Linked DNA regions of Mus musculus: regions 1, 3 and 4 are each linked to region 2. Evidence: chromatin loops called from intact Hi-C (ENCODE). Cell type or tissue: left cerebral cortex. All regions are shown on one strand. Region 1 overlaps Fat3 (FAT atypical cadherin 3). Region 2 overlaps Fat3 (FAT atypical cadherin 3). Region 3 overlaps Fat3 (FAT atypical cadherin 3). Region 4 overlaps Fat3 (FAT atypical cadherin 3).

Region 1 (8,000 bases), 160 kb after region 2:
AATGACTTCTATGCTGTGGTATTTTTTTGTGGGTTTGAGGGCTCTGAATTCAGGCCCTCATGTTTACATGAAGAGCACTTTATCCATAGCACGACTGCTGTGCTTTGGAGTGGCGAATAGACCAGGTGGACTCTAGAATCATCTGTGGATTAGTCCATTGATGAATGCATGGTTGAGTAGTCTGTTAGAAGGTAGCTCTAATGGATGAGCTGGTCCGTGTGGCACACCTTTGAAGAGAGTACCTTACACTCCAGGTCTTTTCTGTGTCTCTCCCTCCTGGTTGCTGTGGAGAGAGCAGCGCTGCTCCATTGCTGTCTTTCACCATTTCAAGGCAGTGGAGACAACTGACAGTGGATCAAAAGCTTTGAAACCAGGAGCCAGAGCCAAACATCTCAGCTAGAGCTTGCTTTACTCAGGTATTTAGTCAAAATAACGCCAAAAAAAAAAAAAAGTAATGCGTCTACTTCATAATAGCAAGGACCCTCCTTTTATGTAAATCATAATCAAGAATCCTCAGTTAAGCCCATTTCCTGGTCTTCTAGGAATGGTCTGCCAGAATAGTGTGATCCCAGGAAGACAGATCTCTCGGACAGTTTGGACTAGCTTTCCAAGCCTCATATTCAGGCATGGGAAAATGCTTGGGTTACATGACTTTATCAATATTTGTGCCTCTATTGCTGGCAGGCAGGAGACCAAACATGGAGGCATGTCACAAGTAAAAGAAGAATAAGTACTCCTTCAGGCTCCAGGGACAAGCTATTGTCCCTCTCAGTTCTTCCAAAGTTTCCTTTTAAGTAAGAATAAAGGAATGTAAAATGCTAGCAGGAGCTAATTTTTAAGGTATCTTTTCATTTATTAGAAATCAAAGATACTGAATTTGACAGACATTCCTCTCCCCCAACCACACACACACACACACACACACACACACACACAGAGAGAGAGAGAGAGAGAGAGAGAGAGAGAGAGAGAGAGACTAGTGTGGCTGTTTTTCTGTTTATCCTGGGAGGCTGACAGATTCATTAAATGGTCTTTCCCACCACTTGGTGGAGTAATTAGCGTGATAAATGAATGTAGTGATCATTTGGGGCTATACAGTGATGTTTATACAGAGTTGGCCACAGTATTCCGCCCCCTCCCAACTTTCAGCTCATCTTTTTCTCATGCAGATTTTTGGGTCCAATTATCATCATTAGCATCTTGAACCAAAGTGCTGAGTTGTGCTAACAAGTGAAACTCAATGTGAATCTCACTGCCAAATAAGCTCATTAAATCCCAGGCACCATGAAACCGCATCTTTTAACAAAATTAGAGAGATGCAGAGTTCTGATGTCCTGAGATGACTCCCCGTGAACACTGTCACACCAGTCAGGAAGTCTGACAGCAAGTTTAATGGGGAGTGATAGATGTCATGGACCTCTCATGGGTAAGCAAAAGGAAGGGACGTCAAAATAACTCAGGAGACTATACTGATTATCCTCAGTTTAAATTTTTCATTAGCTGCTCAAAAAATATGAAATAGAAATATATCAAAAAGGACATACTTGTCTAGAGTAGGCTCCCAAGGTAACCATCAGCATTTAAAGCCAGTGTGTTTACAAAAGCCATGGCAGCAGCGGCTGCCTAGTTTGTCATACTTATTCAAATAAGAAACACAGGATGGAAGTAGAGGGCTTAGTTAAACAAATGGGACATTTCCATGAGTGGCACTCCTGCTAGACAAATGAGAGGGACAGTAGCCATGCCCTCCACCAGCAAGGGAGGACACTCTCAGCCCTGGGGAACAGCACTTAGGCCCTGAAGGTGGTGGTGTCAGCTGTAGTGGGGATGGGCAGCCTAAGGAGTTCCCTCACCTAGTCTCCATTCAGATAACCCCTAAAATGAATTCAGGAAGAACGATTGTAAGTGGAGAGATGGGGTTTATAAAAAAGGATTTAACTTAGAGCTTAAGCTCAGGGGTTAGTAGAGAGGCACAAAAGAAGAAAGAGAGACCCAAAGCTTAGATGTGGGCTTCACAAAGGACAGTCACTTTTTAATTATCTTTCTTATAGTCATAAACAGGGTTTCAGTTTTTGAAGTTAGTATGGTTGAAAGACTGCTTAAGGAACTTAAAGAGATCACAGGGTGTTTCTTGAGGTTTGTCTGACAGAATTGCAGTTGATTAGATAAAACTCTAGATCCCAAAGAGTCAGGAAGTTGGGGTATCCTCATACACCATAAACAAAGTCAATCTTCATGTTGGGAAACTCAGTAAATATACAGAAGAGGGTTATAGGTACTCGGGCCTTAAGCTGAGCTTATTATTTTAATATTCTTAAAAGAAATATTGTCTCTATACAGGCAGTCTTTACAGTGACTATTGCTTGTGCTAGAATTTTTGATTGTTGTCTGGCAAGAGGCTTTAACCAGACTCTGGGCTGAGAGGTTTCTTGTTTTTCCAAGGCCCTTTTCATTCTCTTGTCTTTCTGTCCTGCCTCACTGGGACCTGAGTGGGCCTGGCAGAATGCCTGGAGCTAGGCAGGTGGCCACAGGGGGTTCCCAAATTAAGAGTGAGAGCCAAGGCGTGGAAATGAAGACGTGTACAGTCCACCCACAGATCACAGGGGGGATGGACCAAGAATTAACATTTGTTGGTCCATGACCAGCTTCCAATTCTATTTCACACTATTAGAATTGCATTGAACGCTCTCTGTGACCCTATAAAGGAGTTATCATCAACTTTCCTCAAAACTTGAAGAAAGAAAACCTTGGAAACCTCAGTTGACAGGCTCACAGCTGCAGAGCTCATAATGGCAGAACCAAGATTCTTATGTGATCATCTTACTGGAGCTGTTAGTTAGCTACGGTACCTTTCTACCTCTGTGCAACTGTGAGAGGAACTTGGAGGCCACCCAGCCCAGCCTCCCACCACCACAGACATCCTGTCTGCTTTATTCCTGGTATGGAAATTCAGTTACGTTTAAGAATGAGTCCAGGATCTCTCCAGATGATCATACGGCACTCCACCAAAGTTCATCTTCTTATATTGCACAGCTTCAGCCTTTATCCACACAGAGCCTGGCTAGCTCATTCCTGTTCTACTGCCTGCCTCAAATAGCTAAGGAGAACAATTATGATTCCTCAGGTTCTCTTTTCTCAGGCAAACACCAGTGTTCTTTACTCCTTGATATAAACAATTGCATCCTACCAAGATCGAGAAAGTGCATAATTGGGACACAGAGGAGATATAAAGGAGGAAAGTGTCAGATTTAGTTGGAGGGATTCAAAAAGGAAAAAAAAATACATTGAAAGCAATGAAGTTTGTAATGTTGGTATCTTGCCAATCAGAAATGCAGGTTGAGCAAAGAAAGCAGTGAAGAGAAAAGCTACAGCTTTGGACTGGGTGTGAAGATGTATGGTGAAGTAGACAGAGAAAGGCTTTATCCCAATGAAGCCTAAAACAGCATCACGACGTCAAGAGGGTAGCAGAGCTTGGCTGGGAAGGATGGGGAGGAATGAGAACAGTTCTTGGAGTAGACAGTATAAGACAGGGAAGGAGAGCCTGTTGGAAGATGGCCGTGGTGATGCATTCTTGAAGTTTAATAGAATAAAATGAGGGGTTCTAAGGTAATCTAACACATGAAACTTGGCTTTAAGATTTTCTTTTAAGTAGACAAAAATTAGAATTGGGTTTGTTCTCTGGCTTGAGTTTGTTGGTGATAATTGTCTGAGGACATTGTATCCATGTAAGATGGCTCCAGGGAAGATGTCTTAAATAGAACCAAGCTTGGCCATTGGTGAAATAATACACAAAAGATGGCTCAGCCCAGTATTCTAGTGCCTGGATATGTCTCCACTTCTGGACACATATGGACTGCCTCAAATCTGGATTCTCTGGGGGAATATATCCCATATCTGTTTGCCGGCCATGAGTCAAGAATGCTTCTCACTGACTTACACAGTATTTACCCAGATACAGCGTCTCAGCAAAGCATGTGGGTTTCAGATCAGGGGACTTAGCATTAGTTATTGGATTCTTCAGCATAATGAGGCAGTGACATAAATCAAGAAATGGACTCAGCTCAAAGTGGCAGCTTAATAATCACAGCTAGCTGCTGGCGCAGACATAATCCCAAGGGGTGTGGGAATACTGAGGCAATGAGGAGAGTCATAAATATGGAAGCAAGACCTTACAAAAGTCTCCAGGGAACCACCCTTTGCCCCACACAGAAGTACAGAGACTTCATCTCAGGTCACTTTTCTGTTGTCAGTGCTGTAGAAAGCAACCAGAAATTTCCACCTGAAGACTTTCAGCAAGTAGAAAAGTTGCAAAGAACAAACAGACACATCCTCTGTGCATTTATCCAGTGTATAAAGAACACCCACAATTGAGGTAGGGAAGGTATGGCTACACCTTAAAAGGTGGTGGTAGAGGAGGAGGAGGAGGAAGAAGAGGGGGAGGTGGAGATATGTCTGAGGTGGAAAAGGCAGGGGACTGTACATGAGGTAGGAAATGTTAAAGGACTGTGCATGACATAGAGAAGGTACAGTGTGCCTGAGTATACATGGTAGAGGCTGTATTTGATATGGAGAATTTGAGGGAGCTGTGTCTAAAGTAGACAAGGTGAGGGGCTCTACCTGAGGTGGAGAAAGTGGGAATCATGCCTGAGACCGTGAAGGAGAGGGGCTTTGCCTAAGGTGGAGGTGATGGACTGTGAGTGAAGTAGAAAAGGTCCTGGAGGACTCTACCTGAAATGACTTAAAATTGGCTTTGGATCAGAGTTGGAGGTAAGGGACTGTACACAGGTTGGAGAATACGGGAGCTTTACCTGTAGTAGACAAGGCAGGTGGCTTTACTTGGAGTGGGGACGAAAGCACAGACAGATCTACATGAATCCTGTGAGCCCGAAGAGTAAAAGGCTCTAGGTCTTTTTTTACACCTCCAACACATATGGCATTTCATATCATCTCTCAGCTTACAAATCTGACTCAAATCAGGGAGCAGGCAGAAAGATCAGGTCCCTGCCATCTTGACAGGTTGTGTTAGCCTTGCCAGTTTTATAGCCTGGTTCAAAGTTTTCCTTACAACTCTTTCCTCAGGTACTGGCCCACTCCCTTTTCTCAACACTGTGAAGAATCTTTGTCCTGATTCTCTGAAAGGCAGTCATGACCCAGAAAAGCTAAGCAACATGTTCAAGGCCACAGAGTAAATACATTAACTAACTAGCCAGGTCTGCAGCTTGCCAATAGGATCTGGTCACTTTCCTGTCACACTCCCTCAGGGGACCTGGAAACAGGGAATGGAGCTTTTTCTTCTGCATCTGGTTGTGACACAGGCTGCTACTGCCTGGTCTTGCACTGCCATATGACAAATGTACTCATTTGGCTTGATAGAGAGGGAGCCCTTCATGCTTGCTCCACACTGATGGATGCCTGGATATGCAGAGCCTGCAGGTCTACATACAGGCCTCCACTCCCTGAGCTGTCACGGAGCACGGCACAAGTTCATTAAACCTGGATTATTTAATGATAGTTAATAAGATAAACTTCCTCCCAGAAGCCAACAGGAGTTGACATTGTCATCTCTTAACTGGTACTCAGGAGCTGATGAGGCACTTTCTGCCACCAGAGACTGGGTCTTTAAGGCTCTTAACAATAATAGGTGTGCATAGTTGCCTGAGATGGAATCTTATAAACATGGGATTTTTAAAATCAGGTTAACCCCTCAGCACCCACACAAGGCAGTATGGCTTCTATGTACCTAGAAAACTTTAGGTCTCTGCTGAAAAGAGCATTTATCCCTTAAGTATTCCCAGGACCCCATACCTGGTTCCATCAGAGGCCCAGGAGCACATGGCTTAATTCAGGCTCAACATCTGAAGCCATTCCTTGCAGACAATATATGCTTCGGAAAGGAACCAATCTCTATGATACGTATTTACTTGGAATAAACTTGTCGGCCAAAGGTATGTACAAAATGCAGACTGGCTTTCAGGCTCAGGTTTGCTGTTGTAGTTCTGTCAGCTGCAGGAGTGTGAGCTTGTGAGCTAAGCTCCTTGACAAGCATCGGATGAACTATTACTTGTGGCTAAAGAGATCCCGGGCTGGAATAAAGGCAGAAGACTCCTGCAGCTATCTAAACCAGCCAGTCACATTCCTTACCCAAAAATGTCCCCGTCACAATAGAGAGGTTATTAAAAACAAAAGGAAGGAAAAACTGATCGAAGTCACAAGCAGATAGAATGAAAGCACACATACATTATTGTATACTGAATATTGTTATTCACTTTATAATTCACTTGCAATATTAATAGTGCTGTTTTTCATACACACTCATGCTGCATTTTTCCTAGTGGGGATTGGATTTTAAATAATCATTAATTGGTAGCTGTGACTTAATTATGTACATTTCTGTATACTGTGACACACAGCCACAGGAAGAAAAAGAGATGTGGGCTTGAGATCCAACTGCTGGTTAAGTGAATTTGTGCTTTAACTCAAAGTCAGAGATATCAAGTGACAAGCCCTATGCTGATCATTGTGATGAGTGTGGTCAACAAAATGCTCAACATGAATAAAATGTAGAAATCCCTCAGTGCTGAATTGTCTTGGAAATATAGTGAATAACTTTCATTTTATGTACACAAAAATGTTTAGTTTTATTTGATAAATATTATCACAATTTTTTTCATTTTTTTAGATATTTTCTTCATTTACATTTCAAATGCTATTATAATTTCTATAGCAATAAGTATCATTACTGTCACAACTCTACATTTACCTAACCATCCTTTTTTGTTGAAATGGTGGCTTCTAAATTAAGGTTTTGAGAATGTAGGATTCCTTAGCACTGTAGCAGTTACAAAAAATCAGGATAGACAATGAATAACATCTCTAGTGGCATGTCAAAGATGCAGTGACATATGGAGATGGGATCCCTCAGTGTACTGAAATAGAAAAATAAAAAGGATAACCAAGAGCAACAGATTTAGGTACATAAACCACTGCATGTGGGTCCTCTTGGAAGTTACTGCTAGCTGGAAAGGTAAGCCAGATAAGCCAGAAACTATGTCTAATGATAAGGAACTCTGTGGTATGTGCCTATTGCTGCTTCCACGTAGTTTTTGCTTAGTTATCTTCAGGTTCTTGTACTTTTCAGCATAATTTAACTATTGTTCAACATTAGGAAGTACCCTAGGAGAGGATAGGCCATCATTACCTGAGTCAAAGATGCTGAGATGCTCACAATAAGGCAGAGCCAGCTGTTGAGAGTGTAACTTGGCTGTGAACAAAAGTTTAGTCATTCACAAAGCTGCACTATCAGCATGGTTGGCTCATCCCTGTTACTCAGAGGATCTCATGCTTTCAGTCTACAGTTAGAGCATTCTCTTCCTAATGAATAGGTCTAACGTTCTCTCAGGACACAGAGCATCCCTTTGATGGGATATCCCTTGCTCTCACATACCCATCAAAACAGTCACCTGATAAGTAATGTGTGTGTGTGTTTCATGTCTATGGATATCATTTTCTGTCATGTTTGTGAGCTTATTACCTCACTGGTCTCAGGAACTTTATCAAATTAATACTTTTAATTCAACAAGTTATTATTTGTTGAATGAATATGCTTGAATTTATTTTAAAACTGTTCACCAGAGCTCCTTGAAGTGGCTTATGAGATGGTCAAATATCAGGTAACATTCTACCAATACTGAAAAATACGTGGAAAGCATAAATGTTTAGCGTGCACTAGATCTCAGGATGTGTTTAGGGAGGTTGGATCTTGTAGAATCACTAGTAGAGATTGTTCTAAATATTCAGTTTACAATTCCTTCACCTCCAAGACTGAGAGCTGGACCAACATCAAGAGTGACTTTGCAAATCGACTGTAGCTAATAGCACAGTGGGATTTATGAATCTTAAATTTGCTACTACTGGCAAGATGGCTCCTCTTCCAGATTACAGTTCAAAACATGTTTGTATGTAGTTAGCTCCACATACCTGCTTTCCCTCGAACAAAGAGA
Region 2 (8,000 bases):
TCACAGTGGGGCTATTTCAAAGTCTGACCCTCGTGACTGTAAAAGTTATGTCAATGGAATTAGTAAAAGCTAATCTTCAGAAAATAGTATCCTAGGGGAACTGAGGATGTAGCTCAGTTTGTAGACTCCTTACCTAGGGTGCGTGTACCCTGGATGTGATCTCCAGATGCTTATCTGTAATCCCATCACTTGCTTGCTCTCTTTCCATATGTGCAGAAAGGTGTGTGTGTGTGTGTGTGTGTGTGTGTGTGTGTGTGTGTGTATGTGTATATAAATGCATACATATTTTAATCTAAAATAATTTATTATTTATATGCTTCATTATGAAGCACAAATAATTACAGATTTGAACATCAAAAGTCCACTGGATGATGCTGGAATTACCTTAGAATCCCATAAAGCCTGCATTTGAGAATTGGGACATTAGGGATTAAAAGAAAGAAGAAACCTGCCTAGGGAGGGTTCTGCAGTGAGCTGTTCAGATACGGGTTGTCTGTTTCAAGCTTAGCACAGTATTTCAGAAATATTCACAGAAAGATTTAGTAAAATGTGATTACATGGTAGGGATAGGAAGGTATGCAGTTCTCTGACCCTTGAGTCATGGGGATAGAACATGTGCTGCAGTTCTGAGAGGAAATGTTCTTTCCAGATAGAGTAAATACTTGAAAGAACTCAAGTCCAAGATCCATGCCCTGCCTCTTCTCTCTCTCTCTCTCTCTCTCTCTCTCTCTCTCTCTCTCTCTCTCTCTCTCCCTCTCCCCCTCTCTCTCTCTCTTTCCCTCTCTCTCTCTCTCTCTCTCTCTCTCTCTCTCTCTCTCTCTCTCTCTCTCTCTCTCTCACACACACACACACACACACACACACCAGATCTGTGAACATGTTCTCACACATGGATTAATGGATGGCTGTGAGGATGTGTGACCGACATTTTTCTCTTATGTCTTAGAGTTTGCTGCTAAAACATGCTGACACATGTCCTCTTAAATAAATACACTTTCTCATCTCTACTGATCTGTTTAGAAGTAGCAATGAATTTGTATGTGTGTGGGGGGAGGGGAGACAGAACACATTTGTCCTTAGAATTAAAAAAAAGCAACTAATTCAGAAAGATCTGGCAGGAGAAGAAAGGCATTTTATAAATTATCAATAAATCAGCATATAACCTTTTTCCTAAAATAAACTGCAGCTATTTATATAATCCAGGTGGAGACTGTGAGAAAGGAATTATACGCTAGAGAGATACAAAGAATCTTTGTTTTTGAAAGCAGATGTAAGATGCATGCCATATACATCTGCCAGTGTGGATGACTATTATACAGAAAAGTGACTCTCTTGAAACTCAAGCACATGATTCGCGTTTTTCTCCCTACCTCTCTATTTATATCATTGTTGTTGTATTTGAAATTACTCAAATTATATTCACAGGCCAGACTAGGACACATACAGAAGAAGTTGTATTTTATGACCAAAATTATCACCACTTAAATCTGCTTCCCCCCTCCAAGTTGCTAATGAATTGTTTTACAGGGTGAGAGCATCTTACCAAGAGACATTGTCATGGTCATGAACATGGTGACATTCTCTTAAGTACAGCAGAAACTAGGGGCACATTTGGACGTGGGGAGTGTCTGCCCCACTTGTTTCTATGATCCCAATTTTGGGGAGTAAAAGGTTTGCAAAGCACAATGCTGTGGACTCTGAAGTCCTTCTTGACTATAGCTAGAATTATATTGTTCCCTTGGACAACATTAAACTGTTGACAGCTGAGGCCACATGCTTTCCTGTAAGATGTGATGTTTCATTTTTGATGAGTTCATAAACTTTGAAACACAACAATGAAACTGTTATGGTAATGCACGCGTCTCATCCTGCTCTGCCACAGAAATCTTGATGCTCTGAGCTAAACAGGAAGCGTCCTGACAAGAAGACAAGTCAGATGAGCAGGGGAGGAGCGTGGAGGTCTAATCTCTGCAATTTTGTCAGTCTCCTAAGTCATTTGTCATGTTTCATCACATCATCTCAAGCTTTCTATCCCCTCTGGGACCTGGCTGATCAGCCCTGAAGCTTTTAGCTGTTGATGTGATAGGAAGCCTGCGCTCCCATGAGTGGAGCAGACTATTCTGTACGTGCAAGGCCCAAAGAGCCATTTCCACTCAGCACTTCTTTATTTAGCACGTCCTATGGGCATGCTTCCAATAAAGTCCTACTCCACACCAGGAAACTGGTTCATTAAGCTTGTGAAAGGGCAGGCTGGAGGAGGAAGGGTTGCTCACCAAAGCCATGAGTCCACCTAAGCCTAGAGTGACAGGAGATTGTGTGCCATTGACCCAGTTGGGGAGCATGTTAATGCTATACTGATATTTAGGGGAGATATTGAGATGATTCATATTTTGCTCTGAAGTAAATGTGGGAAGAGGAATTCTAAAGCTGAGGAAATTAGTACAAATTCCACGGGGAAGTATTTGGGATACACTGAGTGAATGTTTTTCTTGAACATCCAGGGTAAGGGAGATAAGGACAAAGGAGTTTAGGAATAGGTCATAATATGCTTTAAGAATGAGGACAAGAATTCATACTGATTCTACAGAGAGAGAAGTTCATATTACAGATTAGTAACCAGGAAGTGACATGGAGACACAGAATAGTAGACAGGATGTGACATAAGATCACAGTTTAAGAGAAAATAGGAAGTGAACCACAAGAGATAATAGGAAGTAACAATCAGAATCACGGGAGAGAACAGGAAATAAAGTAATAGCTTAGTAGAGACCAGAAGTGACATAGAGTCACCGGTAAGAACAGGAAATTACATAGTCAGAGTCAGAGGAGAGACCAGAAAGTGGGAGTGTTAGCTACAAGTGGGAGATTGGAGCTTCTGCTGCTGGTCTGCCAGATGAGCCCACCTCTCTGCCATCTGCCTGTTCTCCTGTGCCTGAGACTAATCATATTCCATCTGAATTTTACATTTTTCATATAAAACATACGCCCACACTCTAAAAGTGCTGCAGTCTAAGCTTATTCTTCCTTTTGAGAAATGGTTCATCCTCCTACTCAGTTGTTCAACTAAAGAACCAAATATAGAAAGCAATAGATCTTCCCATCCTCAAGTACTCCGTCTCCCACTTCCCACATCAAACCAATAATAACCTGCCTCCTACCCTGTGAGTCTGCTCAGGTCCTCTTACTCATTGCCATTCCCCTGGCTTAAAGCAAGACCTTGCCAACAAATCCAGCTAAAATTTCTTCTTCCCATTACAGCTTTCATGCAGCTGCTAGTTATGCTAAGACCATAATGTTAAATCCATGTAAGTTGGAACTGCTTAGATAAGCCCTCATTGCCAATGATGAAATGTATCCCTTCGACTGTCATGAAAGCATCTTCATGGACATGTCTGGACTTCTGTTTTCCAAGTATGTATTCTTCTTCTCACCACCACATTTTCCCACAAAAATGTATAGAGAACATAGTATGTCCTTTTCCTGATTGGCTAGCTCAGACCCATCCTCTAGGACCCAAGATGAATCTTCCCTTTCTTGCATCTTGACATCAATGATCTCATATTCTATACTGTATACTTTAACTCAGGAAACAGAGCTATCAAGTATGTCTAATTTGTTGGATTATAACAAGACAAGTTAGCAAATGGCCTTTCATATCAGACTGTGATCTGCTTAAAGATAGTGACAATCTGACTGATCTTGGTCTTCTGTCACTATGTATAAAGACACAGCTGAAGTTCTGTAGATCAAGGGAAGGACATAAATGATAATGGAACCTTGGTGTGAGAATAGCTCTCAGTGTGTTGTTTCTTTACCAGGGTCTCTGGTTGTCATTAAGTTTATTTTGCATTCTTCTAGGAAATGAGTTAACAAAGAAAGCATCAATGGTGATGTCTATGCAGAACCTATATGGGGTTACACCCACATATCACATTTTAAATAAGCACTTACATCCCTTTAAAGAGTAATGATTACTATTATATCTTAGAAATATAAACATGAGCTATGCAATGAATTTGTTATATTATTTGAGAATTTTCATCCCAGAATTTCAAACATTGCATCAATATATGATGCATTAGGGAAACATGGTCCCTATAGAATATATTCAAATTCGAGATTGTTCATTTGATTGCTTTCTGCATGGATGCCTTCTAGTAGGTTTTTCTTCCCCTTCCCTCTCTTGATCATCTATCTCTAGCAAGGACAGGTTTTGCATTTTGTTTGCAATATTGGATTTCATACAGAAGTAATCATTTGGCCATATATTTGTCCTGAAGTTTTTTTTCCCATTTTTTATTAGATATTTAGCTCATTTACATTTCCAATGCTATACCAAAAGTCCCCCATACCCACCCCACCCCCACTCCCCTACCCACCCACTCCCCCTTTTTGGCCCTGGCGTTCCCCTGTACTGGGGCATATAAAGTTTGCAAAGCCAATGGGCCTCTCTTTGCAGTGATGGCTGACTAGGCCATCTTTTGACTGAAGTTTTTACTCTACAATTTCTCAACAAGAATTCATTCTGGTCACATTTCTCATTGTGTCAGATGCAATGCTGATTCATGCTCAGCTTCTATGAGGCCTTCTTAGGTTGCTTTTATCCAAGTAGATTGTATAGCCAAAGCCATTTTAATACTGAGAGGTTGGAGAGCTTGGAGGGAACTTTGCTTGCCACAGGAACACATGGCATTTCTTTAGATTCAGGAGCCTAATATCACCTAACTTCACACTGTCTCCAAGGTTCACTTGCAGGAGAAGAAAGGTTAACCAGATACCTATCACAATAAGATGTTATTGAACGCAAAATAATGGTTCTAGGGAAAACTAGAGATTTTCGAACATTTAACAGGTACCAACTGTGGCTATTTCATCTACTTCTGATAGCAACGACTCTCTGTCTAATTCATAAGAAGGAAAGGGAGAAATTCAAAGACAAAATCCTCAAATAGGAAAGACAAGTGATGAAAATGGGTAATCTTTTCTCAATTGGTATTCTTCTTCCAAAGAATTCCTCCAGATTTTCTGAAACTTCCTGAAATTCACTTGTCAAGAACGAGACGCTCCTTCCCTTCCTGCTCACCAAACTCCTAAGAATTAATGCCATTGCTGGGATCATTCAAATGTCAACTCCTTCGACCTTGGTTCATAGTCAGCTCTACATTCGAGGAGGGAAACAGTCTCTACACACATGCCCTCTGGTCTGACTTGATGAGGCCCTCATTCTTGGCTCTCTATAAGGCTTCCTTGAGCCTGTTTCCATTCATGTGTAATAAGAATGATGACCATTGCATGACAGAGGTGGAGATCCTGCCCAGATCCTCTAATTTGATCTTTTTCTTTTACTTAGAAGTTACTCTCATTTGGAGTTTTGTCATCTCATGCCAGTTTGCACTGTGTTAAAAAGCTAGCCACCCTATACTAAATGGCAATGACAATTTCCAATCCAAACCAGTGAGAGATCAAACTAAGAAAGAAAATTAGGCAAATCTGGATAATACCAGATGCTGTCCTTTGGCCTCCCCATGTACTGAAACCCACCATAGGCATTCATGCACTAAGGTTGCCTTTTTATTTTTTTTTTCTCCTCTGTCTGCTTTCCTATTTCCCATTTAACCCCAGCAAGCTCATAAACAAAACAGCACAATCCAAACAACAAAAGAAGAACACTACACCACCAGCCCCTCCCCTCTGAGATAATTCAGAACCTGAGCCAAACAGCTACAGAATGGAGGCCAAGCATTCTCCTAGAGCCTGGGGGATGCTAAAGAGCAAGAGATGGCATTTGGGGTGATGGTGAATGGCCTATGAAGAGGAACCAGTGCTGATGAACTACTTATACACAAGTGGCCTGAAGAATGTTGGTTCTGGCAGGGACAATGCTGTCATCCCAAGCAATAAATGGCAGCCCTTTCTCTCCATTCCCTCCTTCTGGAGGTCCAAGTGTTCTGGAATGAATGAAGAACAATGAAGAATACCTGGGGCTAGCTGCCACTTCCACTCAGCCCTCTCTGGAGCTGGGAACTTTCCCAGAGAAATGTCAGTGGCTTGAGGTGATTTCTCTCTCGCTTTTTTTTTTTTAATTCTGCCACGCAAAATGTCAGACTTTCATATAAAAGTGGGTTGCAGGCAACTTTTGCCACAGAAACATTTTCAGTCACAGCATAATGACAGGTGGATCTGTCTCAGGGAAGGGTAACAGAGCAGGAGTCTGACCCCAGTTTCCCCTCAGGAAATACCAGATAAGGTAACACTAGGTCTGCTTTGCCTGAGGAATTCAGGTTGTGTTTTTAGTCTCTTCTGTTTTGGGAACAAAGGTGTTTTCATGGTTGAGTAGCAAGACCACTAAGGTATGAGAAATTGTGAAAGAGTCCTTACAGGATGTTGCTAGATGAATTTCTTTCAATCGATCAACATGACTCAACAGAAATCAATGGCTACCCGTTACAGACTATGAGATGCTGGTTGCTGTGGTCAACTACTCCACGTGAAGCAGCTTACAGGTGCTTTGGCTCACAGTTTAAAGGGACACAAGCTCACACAGAAAGGAAGTCATAAGGCAGCTGCTTACAATGCATTCAGTCAGGAAGACAGTGTGATAAATGCCAGTGCTAAGCTCACTTTCTCTTTTCCATTCAGTCTTAGACTCCAGCACCCAGGATAGTGCTACTCACATTTACTGTGGCTCTTCTCACAGCAATTAGCATAATCTAGAAACTTCCCAATTCTCCAGGATGGTTCTAGACCTTGTAAAGTTGACAATCAATACTGACCATCACAACTAGGAAGGAGTCTTTTTCAAAAATGGGACTCCTCAGCAATCCTGTGTTTTCTCCACATAAGGTGGACGTACGTCATAAAGAATAAACCAGGTCCTCACGACAGGAGACTAAAAGAAATCAGGAAAAGCCGGGGCAGGTCTCTCCTTCCAGGAATCCTGGCAATTAAAATTTTGAGACACATTGTCCCCAGGCTGCTTCAGATCTGTCTTTCAGAGACAGATTTGGGGAAATAACAGGAGCTTCACACATAATCAGTGTAAGTTTAAGTCTGGGCCTTGCTGCCTACAAGCTGTGTGATTTTTGTCAAATTATTTAAATTTCTTAAACCTTGCTCTCTGTTACATGTGAAACAAGGGAAATGGAAGTGTCCTCTAGGGCCACTGGAAGTCTATGTCAAGCGCCTAGCATGGCAGATGTGGAGTACACTTTTAGAAGGGTTTTAGTCCAAAAAGCACTAAGAGTCTCCCAATAATCAGGGCAGTACTTCTCCTAGTGGCTAGGATAAAATGTGGAAGTTATGTGCCATGCAAGACATTTAGACAACAGCACTGAAAACTGTCTGTTTCAGTGGCTTCTCTGAAAGATACCTAGGTTTTCAAGACACTTTTTACAGGGCTGTCAGCCATGATTTAACTAGAACTTTCTTCTACTTATTTATGCTTTCCCCCCTGTCCTGTGTGCTGAGAGAAAACATCCAAGTCTACTGTCACCATTTCAAGTGGCACTGTTTCTGTTTGCAGAGCTGACTCTCTCTTCAGAACGAAGATTTGCTTTTAGACAGATGAACCCTGCTCTAAAACTTCCTAATTCCATGTTTTCACATGATCCCATGTGATCCTAAGCCCATAGAGCAGGCTCCTGAACCTGTACAGCTACGGTGCCAGTTGGATGAAATGAACCATACCCTCTGTAATCACATGACAGTGTCCTCAGCAGACAGTTGCCCTCTTTGATTTCCCAGGCAAGCCTGTGTTAGTTGTATCCATGTTTTTCTTAATATACTGATTTGAGCATTTTTCTTCTTGGATAATTTTCAACTTGTCAATTATTTCGCCCTCTGATTATATCCAGCTTTCCTATGGCATAGATGAAAGAAACAGCCTGTTTCTCACTGTGGGTTAGGAGAAAATAGGCTAGCCATTTTATTGTGAGTCAATGGGACAGTGTTGGGTTTTAGAATAACATGCTTCTGAAAAGGGCTACTTTGGCTACTACATT
Region 3 (8,000 bases), 150 kb after region 2:
CCCTCACCATCCACACCTACACTATCACTGACCTCATGGGCACAGGCTCCAAATGAGCAGTAAGGAAATGCATGTAGGTATTTGGGTTGGACTCATTAAAGAATTTTCTACTAATAATAGCTTTTGGCAGATGCTGGAGATCTTAAGGAAAAAGGCCAATGCTTACCTTTCTGCATAGTTTGAACTTTAGTCCTTCATGAGTGAAAGAAAGGAAAACACCTTCAACAGGACGTGTGCCCTGGTTTCAATGGCAACTTCAGCCTGAAGACTAAAGTTTTCTTGTCAGGAAAGATCCTCCTGAAGGCACCCTAGGAAAAGAAAAATCTAGAAAATTTCTTTGTCTGAGATTGACTTAATTTCTAAATATTGTCATTCTTCACCAAAACATGTATTTTCAAAGATAAATTAAATATAGAAATGAAATTTATAGCAATAACACTCAAAAGATTGGATCTTCTAGGTAATAGAACCTGCTCACCCAGGAATATCAAAATGAGCAGTGTAGATCAGTGGTGACAATTGTATTGAACAAAGGCTCAGGCAGAGCCTCGAAAGTAGAGGCTTCTCCCCTCAGGGAAGGACTGCAAGTGCTGGGCTGCATTTTTTGGTTGGCACAACTAGATTGAGTGTGATATTGTATCCTAGTGGGCAGAGATTGGGACAACTCTAAAGAGCCTGAAATACATAGGTCGATCCCCAACAAAGAATTATCCAGTCCCAAGTGTTGATGGTGCACAGGTCTACAGAATAGGAGTGAAGGTGACATAGCCAGAGACTCCAGGTTATCTGAGCATGCGCAGAAGAGAGGAGGCACTGTTGTTTCTTATTGCCACCTCCATGCCTTGGCAGGTGTCAGGATATTCCCTGCTCATCCAGGCAGTAGATAGTGGCATTCCTGCAATGTCCTCAACGACAACTGTCAACATTGATATTTCTGATGTGAATGACAACAGTCCAGTGTTTACACCTGCCAACTACACTGCTGTGATTCAGGTAAGCAACTCTTGGCTGCCAGGTACTACCTGTGTGGCTCAGCCTCTTCCATCTGCTCTGGCTTGTTGGGTTGGGTATTCTCTACAGATTAACTCAGGGTAGGAGACTCTAGCAGCTGGAGCTTACAACCAACAGTTTCAGAGGCTGAGAAGATCAAGGTGAAGGCCTTCACCGATCTTGTATCTGGCAGATGCTCATGATATGTTCCCACTTGGCAGAAAAGACAAACATGCTCCTTTGGGATTTTCTATGAGAACACTTATGGTACCTCAAGAGTCTATCCCCATTAAGAGTCTTAGCACCATTGTATTGGGACCTAGTTATCAGTCTGTGGGTAATTAGTATTTAATACCAACTTGTCTATTCCTAGGGAAGGTGTGAAAACAACCTGTATTTCCACCACAATTGTTGAAAAGTGTTATTGAGTATTGTTTCTTCTAAGTATTAGATGCTCCGTATACACAGCCTGTTCCCATTGCTATGTGTCATGGATGGTTCACTGACACAGATTTTCCCACTCCTATGCACACACATACCATAGAATTGAAAGAGCCATAGGTCTATGAGCTTAACTAGACATCTCAAGATCATGCAGCTGGCACATGATCAGAATTTGAACCTGACTCTGTCATGTAAACATATAATATGAATAATCTTTCTGCAGTAACAGGCCATCTTTAAGTATTCTTCTGACAGAGAATAGAGATCAATATGAACCATCCCATAGACTTCAGGATAGAGCTCCTTAAAAATTCACCTTCCATAGACAATTTTTTAGGACTTTAAAGCCACCTGCCTTTAAGTTGGGCTTTAAGATAGAGTAACTTACAGCTGGTGCTCTCCTTTCAGTGAAAGTGGCCGATTTCTCCAGTAGTTTATTATTCAGAAGTTAGCTTGTGAACAAGGTACCTGAGTTTCCTCTGCTGGTGGCTGGTGGCTGGAAAGCTGTGTAGGAAGAAAAAGAGAACCAGACTGGGTGTGGAAGGCTTGGAGACACAGCAAATTATCTTTATGCCTTACAGATACATAGGAATTCTGGAAAAGTACAGTGGCTCTCAGGTACTGCCAAGGGCTTTGTGAAGGAGCAAAATAAGAATGGTTAGGTCTCTAGAGAACACTTTGTGATAAGATGGAAGCACTTGAGTGTGGCTGTCTATGAATCGCCTCCTTCACCCTACTGACACTGAACTATCTGGGAATCAGGCTGAGATGTTCATGAATAAGCACAACCACTGTATGCTTATCCCTGGCCCCTTTGTCAATGCAATCTTCTTCCTTCCTGGAGAAAATGGAGGTTTTCTCTCCTCTGCTGCTGCCAGCAGCCATGCGTGTGATTGCTCTCCTGCCTTCATTCCCTGCACCTCCTCCACTTTCTCTTAGATTTCAGTGGTTGTGGTCTCAGCCTTTGGTTTTATGACATGCTTCCATCAGCTGGACAGACTATTCACAGGTGTGGAAGTCAGCACTGAGAGCACATGGTCAGGGCCCCTCCCTCTGCAGGCTGGGCCTGACTGTAATTTCACACCCTTCCTTCTTAGACAGTGACCCCAAGGACACACATTCGCTCACTCTTTCAGTTTTTTTCTGTGGAGGAAATGGCCCTCAGAGAATGAGCAAACAAATCAATAAATCTTCTGTTTTGTGCAGTGCTGAGTATGTTGTCTGTGTAAGGTAGTAAATCTTCACTGGATGACATGGTCCCACGGTAGGCTCCTAAGGGAGGCGGTGCCTGGAGCTTGATAACCAAGCAGGCAGGCATGTGGCAGAAAAGAAACCTCTGTGATTCTCTCCTAGTCCTTTTTCAAGACTGTCTCTCCTTTTACACAAAGAATAATGGGCTTACCCTAATGCCTGGTTATCTTTTTTCTCTGTTTTTTTTTCTTTTCAATTTTCAATTTTTATTATTTAATTTTTGAGACAGAGTCTCACTATTTACTCCTGACTTACCTAGAACTCATTCCTTATTCAAGGCTGGACTCAAACTCTTGACAATCCTCCTGTCTCTTCATCCAAGTGCTAGAATTATAATGTGATCCACCATTAAGTATGCTTGGCTATACTTAGTTATCATAAACTAATTCAGCATATGAATTGCTGGTCACCCAGCACCACATATCATGGTCCTTATCTCTGGAATGTTTCATTTCCATACAATACTAAATCCTGAAGCTGGCCATTCACAAGATAAATAAGAAATCTACTATCAGGCCAAACGATTCTAAGGCTAAACTATTACACAGAGGATTAAGAAAACCAATATTGATCCTACCTACAAAAACCTTCATCTAATGCTTTCAAAGTGAAGAAGATAAACTTTGACCCAAAAAGTAGGTATGACCTATCTTCATGTTCCTGTTTCGAGCCATGTTTCCAAAATGGCGGCTGAAATTGATTGTGTCCCTCCTCATTTTGATAAATGTGCTGTCTACTTTCTGTCCTCTAGAGGAACATGACCCAACTGTGTTGTGAGGTGGATTATAAAAACCCATTTGGTTTTATATATTGACTAGAAGGTTGCTTACATGCTAATGTCTGATGTAACATTCATTGTATTACAGTGTTAGACTTTGTTTAACCACATCTTATCTAGTATGAAGACTCTTCCCATCCCAGCAGGGTGGTGCTTTCTGGCCCTGGGTGGATTTCCACCTTCATCACAAAGGGTAGAAAGAGTGTTGCTCAGTGCTGAAAGTGACAGACAGGTGGAACCTGGTTGTGTCTTTGGACCTAGAAACCCATTCAGCCAAAGGCTGGTGTTATCATCTGAAGAGAGTACAATCTCATGACACATCTATGAGGAGGCTGCTAGAGATGGGAAAGAGGATGCTTGCAACTCCAGCCTGTTTTCAGTAGACATTAAATACCGTGGAGAGGGAGGATTTTGTCTGCCAAATGCCTGGTGTTCTAGCTTGGCACTCCCAGCCTGTAATGATTTTTTTTTTAATGTGATGAGAGGTGTAATTTTAACTTCCTTTTTAAAACACTCCTTTATACAGGAAAATAAGCCAGTGGGTACCAGCATCTTACAGCTTGTGGTGACAGACAGAGACTCGTTTCACAATGGGCCTCCCTTTTCCTTCTCTATTTTGTCGGGAAATGAAGACGAGGAGTTCATGCTGGACTCCCATGGGATCCTACGGTCTGCAGTGGTCTTCCGGCACATGGAGTCTCCAGAATACCTACTGTGCATCCAGGTACAGCTTTGCTCTCTGTCCACACTGGGTGCTGCTTTTCTCCATGTCTGCCCTTCTGCCTGTTAGTTGGGTTTTCCCTTGTTCACTAAGTCAAGATAGCTCATGATAGTGAAGGAATTTTCCTCTTCTAACCACAAATTCAGTTTCTTACCGATAAAGACAGCTTCTGTGAATGAAATGCAAGTGAAACTGAGCAGGAAAGAGGAGTGATCACTACTCAGCATGCGTGTATCCGGAGATTGTTCCTGGGGGGTGGACAGTTGGCAGATCTCAGTGTGTACTGTAGTAAGTCCCGGGGTTGTACCTGACTCTTACCCATGCTTCTAGTATGCTAGCTAGAGTCTGCCTCACTGAGGGAGGATGTCAATCACTGTCATAGAAGACTTGGCCGTGTCATGGCCTCTGCTAGATATGCCTTCCCCAGTGAACCTGGGAATCAGATGACACTGGCTTTCCAGTATCCCAATCCTTCAAGTTCAATGGCCTGTATGACAAAAAAGTCAGCACAAGGAGGCAAAAATGACAGGTGTGCAAGGGTCACAAAAAGGAGCTGTCACTGATCAAAACCATGGAATTTCTGTGGCTTTACCTATAGCAAGATTTAGATTTCAGCCATAAAACTGAATGATGTTTCAACCCACTGTCACCCACAGAAAGCTGCCTAAGGGTGACAACCCACTGTTACCCACAGGAAGCCATTTTGAAGAGTGGCTTATGGTGGCTCAGTGATTCTCAGTGCTCACATTGAATTAATTGTCATCTTTTTAAATAAACAAAAGCTTGTTCTCTTCCATTCCCAGACAAATTAGAAAATAGTGGCTCTGAGGACATCTGTGACCTCTCCAGTTAAGACCCTTTGTCCAAATATTTAAATAATGTCATATCACAGGACATAAACTCCAGGTACAAGGGGAATTTTCGGTGTCCTCTTAGAGCCCTAGCAGAGATCTCTGAACACCCTATCCATCCTCTAGAAAGTAGGCATCACACCTCCCACAGTAAGTTTTCTGCTTTCCTCATAGGAAACATCCACCATTACTGGCAAAGTCATTGTTCTGCCACCTTCTTTCCAGTGACTTATGCCTTTCTGATACTTTTCTGGCCTGTGGCATTGGGGTGGGCAAACTCTGGCAGGCCTGTGAAACTCAACTCATCAACGTCCTTTGAGTTATCCACAGTTTGATTTCAAATTCAACCTAGTTTACCAAACTCCCTTCCAATTTTAGGAGTCTCCATTTCAGGATCTCTTAACTCATATAGCCAAACATGGCAGGTACTTATGCTAACTATGTGCATACGCTTAACTATGTGCTAAGTATTTCTATGGGTGATGCCTCTGCTACCTGTTTTCTAATAGCGCTTGCCTTTAATTCTCACAATCCTCAGGAGGCTAATATTATTGTTACACTCATGTTAAGGGTGCAAAACTTAGAGAACTCATGTAACTTACTAAAACCACAAGTAGATTGTATACAAAGCTGAGATGCAAAGGGAAGCCTGTGTGCTGTCCAGGGCTTGGCTCTCCATTGCTGTCTGCACTTGAGGACACAGGTCCTATGTTCCAGCTCTGACTGCAGGGTCACTGGATCCCTGTGGGCCTGGCTTTAATCTGGGACATGACACCACTGACTCCTTCGCCAGGCATGATAGGTGTTCATTAAAGCTCTGCTCTCACGGCGAGTTCCTCTATGAAGAGAGAATGGGGTTTAGCAAGCTGCCTATTTCCCTTCTGGTGTGTCATCTTTTGTACTCTAAAGCTTACTATGATGTAATTCTCATTTAACTAATGGCACTTCTTCTATATGCCAAAAGGTGTCACCTGGTCCAAGCAAAAGGAAAGAATCCAACAGAAAACAAAAGATTCCTTTTCAAAGTGGGAACATTGTTTATGAGATATTTTCCTCTGCTTTCTGTCCCAAATGAAAACAAGACAAACCTGATGCGGGCATACTGGGTCTTATAACACTCATGCTGCTAGACTCTGACTCAGCCCCACTGGCTTTATTGTGTTAACACATTGTATGGCCCATAATACAGTACCCAGAGAATGACTGAAGGTGATAAACAACTCCTCTACTTAAATGTCCATCCTCAACATGTTTCAGAATAGTGACAAGGGAATGAGGAGATTTGAACCTGGTAGAAGGGGCAGATACCCTCTGCCACGGGGTGATATTTTAATAATTATTCTTAACTCCTTGTTTGTCCTTTTCTTGTTGTCCCCAGGCAAAAGACTCAGGAAAACCACAGCAAGTTTCTCACACCTACATCCGTGTCCGGGTCATTGAGGAAAGCACTCACAAACCCACAGCCATCCCTCTGGAAATTTTCATTGTCACCATGGAGGATGATTTTCCTGGTGGTGTCATTGGAAAGATCCATGCCACGGATCAGGACATGTATGACGTGCTCACGTTCGCCCTGAAATCAGAGCAGAAGAGCTTGTTCAAAGTGAACAGTCACGATGGGAAAATCATTGCTCTGGGAGGGCTGGACAGCGGGAAGTATGTCCTGAACGTGTCTGTGAGTGATGGCCGCTTCCAAGTGCCCATAGATGTCGTTGTGCACGTGGAGCAGCTGGTGCATGAGATGCTGCAAAACACTGTCACCATCCGCTTTGAAGATGTGTCCCCAGAGGACTTTGTGGGGCTGCACATGCATGGGTTCCGGCGCATTCTGAGGAATGCCGTCCTCACCCAGAAGCAGGACAGTCTGCGTATCATCAGTATCCAGCCTGTGGTGGGCACCAACCAGCTGGACATGCTGTTTGCTGTGGAGATGCACAGCAGCGAGTTCTACAAGCCAGCCTATCTGATCCAGAAGCTGTCCAATGCCAGAAGACACCTGGAGAATGTCATGCATATAGCAGCCATCCTAGAAAAGAACTGCTCGGGGCTGGACTGTCAGGAGCAGCACTGTGAGCAGGGCTTATCACTGGATTCTCACGCACTCATGACCTACAGCACAGCTCGCATCAGCTTCGTGTGTCCACGTTTCTATAGGAACGTGCGCTGCACCTGTAATGGTGGGTTTACCTAAATGGATTACTTCCTACATTTGGCTATTTTTATCACAGCTTCTACAATCTACTTGCCAAAAGCACCCAGAGAAGGTCAGAGTTTGAGGGTGAGGTCTGGCCTTGCAGGGGAGTCGTAGCAGTTTGAGGGTGCAGTCTGGCCTCGCAGGGGAGTAGTAGCAGTGAAAAGCAGATGCATTTGGTTTCACATGTACCTGGAGTCATAAAGCAATGTGAGGAATTCTGGTACCCCACTTTTTCTCTTTATTTTATTCAGTCCAGGACCCCAGACCATAGGATGATGCTGTACACATTCACAGTGAGGCTTCTCTAATCAAGGAAACCTTTCTGGAAATATCTCTGTAGATACACTCACAGCTATTTCCATACTGACTCTAAATCTAATAGAGCTGACAATAAAGATTAGTCCTCATACCTCCCAACTCTGAAATGCCACTTTTGCATTTAATCACTCATTCAACTAAATAGTAATTCTCACATGCTCAATATCCAGGATGGATGCTGGGGGTGCAGAAGAAGCAGGAAATGTGATCAGTTGGCCACCACAGCCATGGAACTTTAGTCTGTGAGGAATGTCCACTTCCAAGTATCCATCAGTATCATTGTGCATGTGGAGCATCTGGTGTGAACTTCTGCAAACCACTGCCGTCACCTGCTTTGATCTAACTATTGGAGTATAAGCCCTTGCAGCAGGCTCAGTGAGAGGCGGCATCATGTAGGCTGAGAGAAACTCAGGTAGGGATCAGAGAAGGACTTGCCCGAGGAAAGCTTAAAGG
Region 4 (8,000 bases), 180 kb before region 2:
ACAGAAAAAAACCCATCACTATTACTGTTGGTAGGAGAAAGGTGCTAAATCAATTTATTTTCTCTTCTGTACGTGTGAAAACTACTAAATGTAAGCTAATGGAATTGCATGTTGAACAGTGAATGTCTTGCTAGACTCTGGTTCACTTTGTGCCAGAAAGTTCATATTAAGCCAGTGCAATTATCAGAATTATTTTTTAAGTGAAAATTGAATTGAAGCTTCTTATTAATGATTTGGCTATATTAAAAAGCACTGCCCTCAGAAATAAGTGGGGTCTAGAGAAGTGATTGAAGCTAACCTCAATGAGTAAGCCATGGGCAAAGTCACAGATGTAATGATGACGGTCACAAGAGTGGCCCAGGAAATTACTCAGACATTAGGTAATAATGTTCTTAAGAACACTATACCTTGGATACAGTTCCCACCTCTCTTATAGGGAAGCCACGGAATAATACTTCTTCAGAAATCTTATCAAAGGAGCTAGGCAGATGCCCTCAATCACACCACTAGCCATTAAATTGCTTGGGATTGGTCTGTTGGATGTCACCAGTCCCTTATTCCTGTGGCTATAGCTCTAGACTCATGGATCCTCACTTCATAAGCCCCAGTGCTGTGCCCCTCTGTGTTAACAAAAGTGTTAATGTGGACACAGCATTCTGATTGTAAAGTCTTGTGCATCAGATAGGTATCTGAATTGAGAACTCTAGAAATGCAGTGGGGAGAGAGCATGTCACACAGGGAGCACATATAACAGACATGTGACATCTTCAGAAGGGTCCAGAAAGTACCTCCTGACTATAACTGTGACACCCTCAGAAGGATGGAGGTGGTGCCTCCTGACCAGGTATTTTGACATTTCAATGGTCAAAGGGTACACAGAATCGACCTTGGAGCCAGCATGTGGCCTCAGAGCAGGCCAGTGGGTTTCTCATTCTCCTTGTATAGCCAATGAGCCATCAGAACTTTAGGGATTTTGATTTCTACACCCGTGAAGAGAGCCTTTTACTAACCAAAGAGTAGCTGTTTAAAATAACTCACTGTCATGTGTGTTGTAGGAATTTGGTGTTCCATTCTCTAGGCAAAAGTACACATTTGTATCATAAAACAGATTAGATCAGTATATGGTTGGCCTGGCCAAGAGTCTACAGCTGGTATCCATCACTTCTCCCTCTCCTTATGAGATGGTGAGGTTATAACAGCAAGTGACTGAAGGGTACTTAGAGACTTTAATAGTCTCTATAAATCATATTTTCCCTGATAATGTATATTTTCATTTTTCAGGATATAAACAACTAACATGTCTTTTTAATCCCCAAATAATTTTCAAATGTATTCGGAATTTTAGAGGCAAAGACTGATTTCCCCACATGGTTTCAGTGTCTAGCAGGCTTGTAACTTCATGAACCATCAGGCTGACCAAGGTCATCTTGTACGTTATAGACAATTAAGAGCAAAAAGGCAGCCATGTGGGGTCCTGATGGTTACATCTGAAAACTCAAAAATGTTCAGGAACTCATAAATTAGCCCTGTTTAATGTTTATGAAGATAATTAGGGAAAGATTGCTTCAATGTAATAACTTATAAAAATGAGACCTTCTTTTTAAAAACCTGGTTTAGAAAGCATTCATTTGCCTTCAAGAACTTTGGAGGCTGATTTATAAGATGATTCACCATCTGTCTTTTTTGGGGGCAAAAAAAAAAAAGGGAAAATGGTTAGATTCTATTTTGGGAGGTGAATTAAAATAGTAACAGTACATTTCACAGGAGCAAGAAGTAGAGGAGCTAGTATTTGCCATTGACCATGGGTCCTCTTTTCCGTAATGTTTCAAATATATTAAAGGGAAAGAAATAAAATTGGCTGTAGAAAAAGTAGATCCTGAAAAATGTTGCTAGTAGACTCTGTGTATGTGTGCATGTACACGTGAGTGTGTGTGTGTGTGTACTTGTGTGTGTGTGTGTGTGTGGGGTGTGCCTGTGAGGACAGGATAGGTGTGGGACAGGCTGGGATGCATGTAGAGGCCAGAGTTCTTACCTTGGGTATTATTTCTCAGGGGTTATCCACCTTGTGCTTTTTGTTCTTTGTTTGTTTGTTTCTTGTTAAAGGATCGGCTCTCACTGGACCCTGGGGCTCAACAAGCAGTGTGGCCTGATACCCGCCTTGGCTACCCAGCATTGAGTTTACAAACACAGCACTGCACTTGCTTTTTTGCTTTTTATGTGGCTGCTGGAGTTTGAACTCAGACCCTCCTGCTTGTACAGCACTCTCCTGCCCTGTTCCCTGTCGCCAGGCTTGTAATCAGCCCTTCCCAAGTTTTATTTTTATTGTACTTGTTGTATATATGGAACCTATTGTACAAATCAAATTTCAGATTTAAACATAATCACTCGAGTCGCACAATTAGTAATTTTTTTTTTACTTTGTGGGTGAATCTGGTAGGCTACTCAAATGGTTTGTTTTCAATATCTAAAGGCCCTGTAGTCATCAAACCCCATACATGCTATTATCCACTTCTTTGTGATGAACACTTTGAAAGCACAATGATTCAGTAATTGTCCCAAGGCTTAGTTCATCTTTGTCTGCTTCTAAACACTCTTTCACTCATACTTGATTTTTAATTCTGCCAAAATTATTGGTCAATTATAAGCACACACCACATAAATGGAAAACAGTCATTCTAGTGTTGCAGGGCACCACATTCGAGGTCATGGTGGTTTTTTGAGTCACTTCTCTCATCCAAGTGGAGTTGTTACCCTGTCATCATTCACATGGCATGAATCATACATGCTGTCCTATAACGCTTGATATCCAGTTCTGGCTATAATTCCAAATTTATCTGGAGTGTAAATCATCATAAACTGTCCTGAAACCCAAGCCTGGGTCTGGAAGCCACATGTCTACTCCATGATGTGAGGACAAACTACCTTCCCCACCCCTTGTCTATTGGCCTTAATTGTCTCATTCATCTTATTTAGATCATGAGCCATTGGTGAAGTTGGAGACTATTGGATGTGGACCCAACAGGTCTCCATGGTTATCATTTTCCATTAGGTAAGACAGCGCTGATCCAAGGTGATCATTTCCTGAGTGTCTGGCTGACATGTTTGGCCTCAGACACCAAAGTCCTATACATGTGTCCACATGGGTCTTATTTCAGTTTTCATGGTGATTTGCGATTGAGTGTTATCCACTTTATAGCTCTTAGATTATTTTTTCTCACATACTCCAATCCTGAGTCTTCCTAATAAATATACATGACAATCATTTGTAAAAGGACTCATGTCCTATATGAAAATTTCAGAAAGGAAAATCAATAAGGTTGAGAGAAAAGTAGAGTTGGAGTTAACAAATTATCAGTGTCACTGTATAGAAGAAAATCTAACATTTTCAACAAAACAAAAACTGTTTTATTGAAACCAAACCAAAATGGCCTCAGCACTTTACTCAGGAAGATACTGTGCTCCCCTTCTGCGACCTAAGGTGACAAAGGAACTAAACTGCAAGAAACAGCACATATACAGAAAATTAGCAAAGATTCTAAACAATCAGCTTTCAGGCTGTGAAAACAACAGGGAATCGGGTTATTATGGGAAGGTCACAGGGATTTTCAGGGGCTTTGGAGGACTTGGAGGTAAGCAGGAACTCACAGGTGACACATACTTAAGCAAACCATTCCCTAAGAAAACACCCCCTTATGTGCACCAAGAATGATTATAATATTGTTTCTAATTGAAGGAAACTGGAAAGAAGCCAAGACTCAGGCTTGATCACCAATACATCAAAACAAAATCAAACCAGCCACAGTAAAGGCTGAGCTACTTGCACATTCTTACCCAAATCAATGTCAGCAGCAACACAGCATAACTGCCAGGCCCCCACCCTGCTCGCCAGGAATTAGCTTTATCCTTTGCAGCTTACTAGTGTCCTTGGACTGAATTCTTCCTGAGATGCTGAGAGATGGACATTTCTTCCAAACAGCATTTGAGGTTGCTCGTGATCAAAGCAGTAGCATACTTCTGCTCATCTCTCATGCTACCTAGTGCTGTGGTACTAAAAATTAAAAATTAAAAAAAAATTTTAAAAAATGAAAGCAAGAAAAAGGAAAGAGCGGCTATCTCTTCTGAGTACTTCTCCTTTATCAATCCACTTATCCTTTAACTCTTAAATGTAAATGCTGGAGGGAAGTCTTTCCAGAGCTTCTACAGCTCGAATGTACTTTTATCCCTACATGGTATCACTGTCTGCACATGGTGGCCCTTCATATGTGTGTCGACCTCTCTAATTAGGCTTATAAGCTTCTTAGAGTGAGAGATGGCATTCTTTCTGTTTGTATACTTGATTGGCATAGTACTTACTGTAGAGAAGGCACTCAGTCAATGTTTGTTAATTTAATTGGAATTAGCAGTGTTCATAGTTGTTTGTGTATTGTATGTGGGGGAGTAAGAGACAGGGGGTAAGGAGGGAGGGAGAAGACATAAAATCAGTTAACTACATTCGTAATTTTAAAGCATTTGCTTTTGACATTTCGTTTTTCTTGAAGAATATTTTTAGTAGATGACAATGATTCTAAGTTCTGCCCAGCTTTTCACAGTATGTGGAGTGCCACCTGATTTAGCTTTACTACCAAATTTAGTAAGGGAGTGAGCTTTGCTTTCTTATTTTAAGTATCAACATAGAGACGAGTGGGTTGAATTTTAGGACCTGTTCCTAAGAAAAAGTACTGTGAAACTCTTCAAATGTTTACAGGACAAATGTTTCATTTGGTTTTTCATTTATGTTCAACAACCAACCTAAAGATGAGGGTCTTGGGGGACAAGGGTTGGGCATCTCTTCTTCAGGAGATGTAAGGATTTTGTTCAATAACCTGTTGTGTGGAGACCATGCTCAGTGATTACAGTGACTGAAAGAAGAAACTCAGAATGCACCTTTTTACACTGATAAAGAAATATTCATTCTTGGGGGCTGGCAAGCTAGCTCAGTAGACCCAACGTGCTTGGTACCTGTAGACCTGAGTTCAGTCCCTGAGACCTGAGATTCACATGGTTGAAGACAAGTACTTATTCCCCTAAATTGTCCTCTGAACTGACATGCACACACTACACACAAGAGATACACACAGAGAGGGGAGGGGGAGAGAGAGAGAGGTAGAGAGAGAGAGAGAGAGAGAGAGAGAGAGAGAGAGAGAGAGAGAGAGAGAGGTGGTGGGGGAGAGAGAGGTAGAGGAAGAGGAAGAGAGAAATTATTTATTCCTATAGTCATAGACTAGAGTGAGGCCTAGGTCATGATGTCTAGGAAGACATGCATTGGAAGATAGTAGTGATCTCCACAAGCATCTATGTGATTGGGATCCTTTGTTAGCCTTGGTTTATTTCAGGATGCATCTTCTATTTGCTTGCTTGACTGACTGATTGGTTGATTGATTGATTGATTGATTGATTGATTGATTTCAGTGAGTATGTATATATGTGGCTATGTGCGCACACACACACACACACGCACATATATATATATATATATATATGTGCGTGTGTGTGTATATGTGTGTGAGTGTATGGATATGTGTGCATGTTTGTACTTCTATCTGTGCATGTGTGACTTCTCTGTGTGTGAATATGCTTGTATATCTAATTTCTTGAAGTCTCATACAAGTCTCCTGATTTCTCTAGTAATCCCCTTCTCAAGTACAATTTAGTTATCCATAGTAGGGCTCTGTAAAAAAGTTGTACAAGCTTTTAGCCATTCTACCTAATATTGTTCTGGGTCTATACATCAGTGGGAAGGGCATGGACTCTACCTCGGTAGAATTGATCAGAACTCCTGTGCTGAACATGGTCATGCAAGAAGGAGTGGCTAACCATCATCTTAGCTCTTAAAATGCTTAGAGCACAGGGTGGAAGGACTATGGGTCCTGGCAAGTGGCTACAGGGCAATGAACATACCAGTGAAAAAGAGACTCTAGTGGCCTAGAACAGCAGTAACTACTGGAAACCTGGTCCCAGGGAAAGGACTCTAGATGTGAATATGAAACCAGCACTGAAATCAGAGCTTGAGTAGGATTTACAAAGTAGGGTGAGGTGCTAATTTGGGCATAATTGGTGATAGAGAAAACCTTGGCCCCATGTTACTCCAAGGCTTTGAGCTTGAAGAAGCCAGCCAGTGAGAAATCACTAGAGAGAGATCACAACTTGCTACATTCTCTCTCTAGCATCCTGTTCTTATTGATGGATTTGATTCATGTTTTCCTCAATTTGGAAAAATTCTAGCAACAATGTTTTCCTATCAACTTGCACCTGGGAGGCCTTGGGAACAATGCCTTTCCCTGAAGCTGACTGATCCAATACAGTTCTCCTTGGTACAATATCCAAACAGATTTAGGCTTCATCACCTAATGATTTAAGCTGTTGTGTTGTTGTGTTGTTGTTGTTGTCGTCATGGTTGTGGTTGTTTTCTTTCATTGTTTTTCTTTCTTTTTTTTTTTTTATTTGAAATTTTTTTTATTTACACTTCAAATATTATCCCCTTTCCTAGTTTGCCCTCCGAAAATCCTCTATCCCCTCTCCCCTCCCCCTGTTCCCCAAATCACCCACTCCCATTCCTGCTCCTGGCATTCCCCTATACTGGGGCCTAGAGCCTTCACAGGACCAAGGACCTCTCCTCCCATTGATGACTGACTAGGTCATTCTCTGCTACATGTGTAGCTAGAGCCACAGGTCCCACCATGTGTTTTCTTTGATTCGTGGTATAGTTCCAAGGAGCTGGGGGGGGGGGGGTTAGTTCATATTGATGTTCCTCCTATGGGGCTTCAGTCCCCTTCAGCTCCCTGGGTATTTCTCTGGCTCCTTCATTGGTGACCTTGTGCTCTGTCCAATGGATTACTGTGAGAATCCACTTCTGTATTTGTCAGGCACTGGCAGAACCTCACAGTACACAGCTATATCAGGCTCCTGTCAGCAGGCTCTTATTGGCATCTGTTTATGGGGTGGACCCCAAGTGGGGCAGTCTCTGGATGGTCCTTCCTTAAGGCTCTGCTCCGAACTTTGTCTCTGTAACTCCTTCCATAGGTATTTTGTTCCCCATTCTAAGAAGGAACGAAGTATCCACACTTTGGTCTTCCTTCCTCTTGAGTTTCATGTATTTTGCAAATTGTATCTTGGGTATTCTAAGTATCTGGGCTAATATCCACTTATCAGTGAGTGTATATCATGTGTGTTTTATTATTTTGTTATTAGGTTACCTCACTCAGGATGATATCCTCCAGATCCATCCATTTGTCTAAGAATTTCATAAATTCATTGTTTTTTAATAGCTGAGTAATACTCAATTGTGTAAATGTACCACAGTTTCTGTACCCATTCCTCTGTTGAGGGACATCTGGGTTCTTTCCAGCTTCTGGCTATTATAAATAAGGCTGCTTATACTGGAACGTAGTGGATAATGTGTCCTTATTACCAGTTGGAACATCTTCTGGGTATATGCCCATGAGAGGTATTGCTGGATCTTCCAGTTGTACTATGTCAATTTTCTAAGGAACTGCCAAACTGATTTCCACAGTGGTCGTACCAGCTTACAATCCCACCAGCAATGGAGGAGTGTTCCTTTTTCTCCACATCCTTGCCAGCATCTGCTGTCACCTGAATTTTTGATCTTAGCCATTCTGACTGGTGTGAGGTGGAATCTCAGGATAGTTTTGATTTGCATTTCCTTGATGATTAAGAATGTTGAACATTTTTTCAGGTGCTTCTCAGCTATTTGGTATTCCTTAGTTGAGAAATCTTTGTTTAGCTCTGTACCCCATTTTTTAATGGGGTTAATTGAATTTCTGGAGTTCAGCTTCTTGAGTTTTTTTGTATGTATTGGATATTAGTCCCATATTTGATTTAGGATTGGTAAAGATCCTTTCCCAATTTGTTGGTGGCCTTTTTGTCTTATTGACAGTGTCTTTTCCCTTACAGAAGTTTGTAATTTTATGAGGTTCCATTCGTCGATTCTTAATCTTACAGCA

The links. Hi-C counts contacts between places; a loop is a spot of excess contacts. Peaks named below come from ENCODE experiments on the same cell type or tissue, not always from the same donor. Only the 100,000 strongest peaks of a DNase experiment are listed, where the experiment ranks them.
Region 1: it touches region 2 in a loop (1.9-fold over the local background); 2 of 42 quality-filtered maps call a loop at or near these places.
Region 3: a loop joins it to region 2, with 2.3 times the contacts of the local background. A loop is called at or near these places in 2 of 42 quality-filtered maps.
Region 4: a loop joins it to region 2, with 2.4 times the contacts of the local background. A loop is called at or near these places in 3 of 42 quality-filtered maps.

The regions. Positions count from the first base shown.
Region 1 is chr9:15,948,678-15,956,677 of GRCm38, reverse strand. All of the region lies in intron 19 of Fat3 (FAT atypical cadherin 3), which reads left to right. Among named protein-coding and RNA genes, the nearest start is that of Mtnr1b, 78 kb to the right of the region's middle. In left cerebral cortex, no CTCF peak of the experiment used is centred here; DNase peaks (open chromatin) are centred at 1,223, 2,913 and 3,413.
Region 2 is chr9:16,109,167-16,117,166 of GRCm38, reverse strand. The region is part of intron 3 of Fat3 (FAT atypical cadherin 3); the gene reads left to right. Among named protein-coding and RNA genes, the nearest start is that of Mtnr1b, 240 kb to the right of the region's middle. In left cerebral cortex, no CTCF peak of the experiment used is centred here; DNase peaks (open chromatin) are centred at 2,167, 3,029 and 4,626; H3K27ac peaks cover 2,153 bases.
Region 3 is chr9:15,958,956-15,966,955 of GRCm38, reverse strand. It overlaps Fat3 (FAT atypical cadherin 3), which reads left to right. Exons shown (of 26, transcript NM_001080814.2): 17 at 850-993; 18 at 3,990-4,187; 19 at 6,414-7,212. Among named protein-coding and RNA genes, the nearest start is that of Mtnr1b, 88 kb to the right of the region's middle. In left cerebral cortex, no CTCF peak of the experiment used is centred here; a DNase peak (open chromatin) is centred at 3,868; H3K27ac peaks cover 385 bases.
Region 4 is chr9:16,285,841-16,293,840 of GRCm38, reverse strand. All of the region lies in intron 2 of Fat3 (FAT atypical cadherin 3), which reads left to right. Among named protein-coding and RNA genes, the nearest start is that of Fat3, 210 kb to the left of the region's middle. In left cerebral cortex, no CTCF peak of the experiment used is centred here; a DNase peak (open chromatin) is centred at 4,602.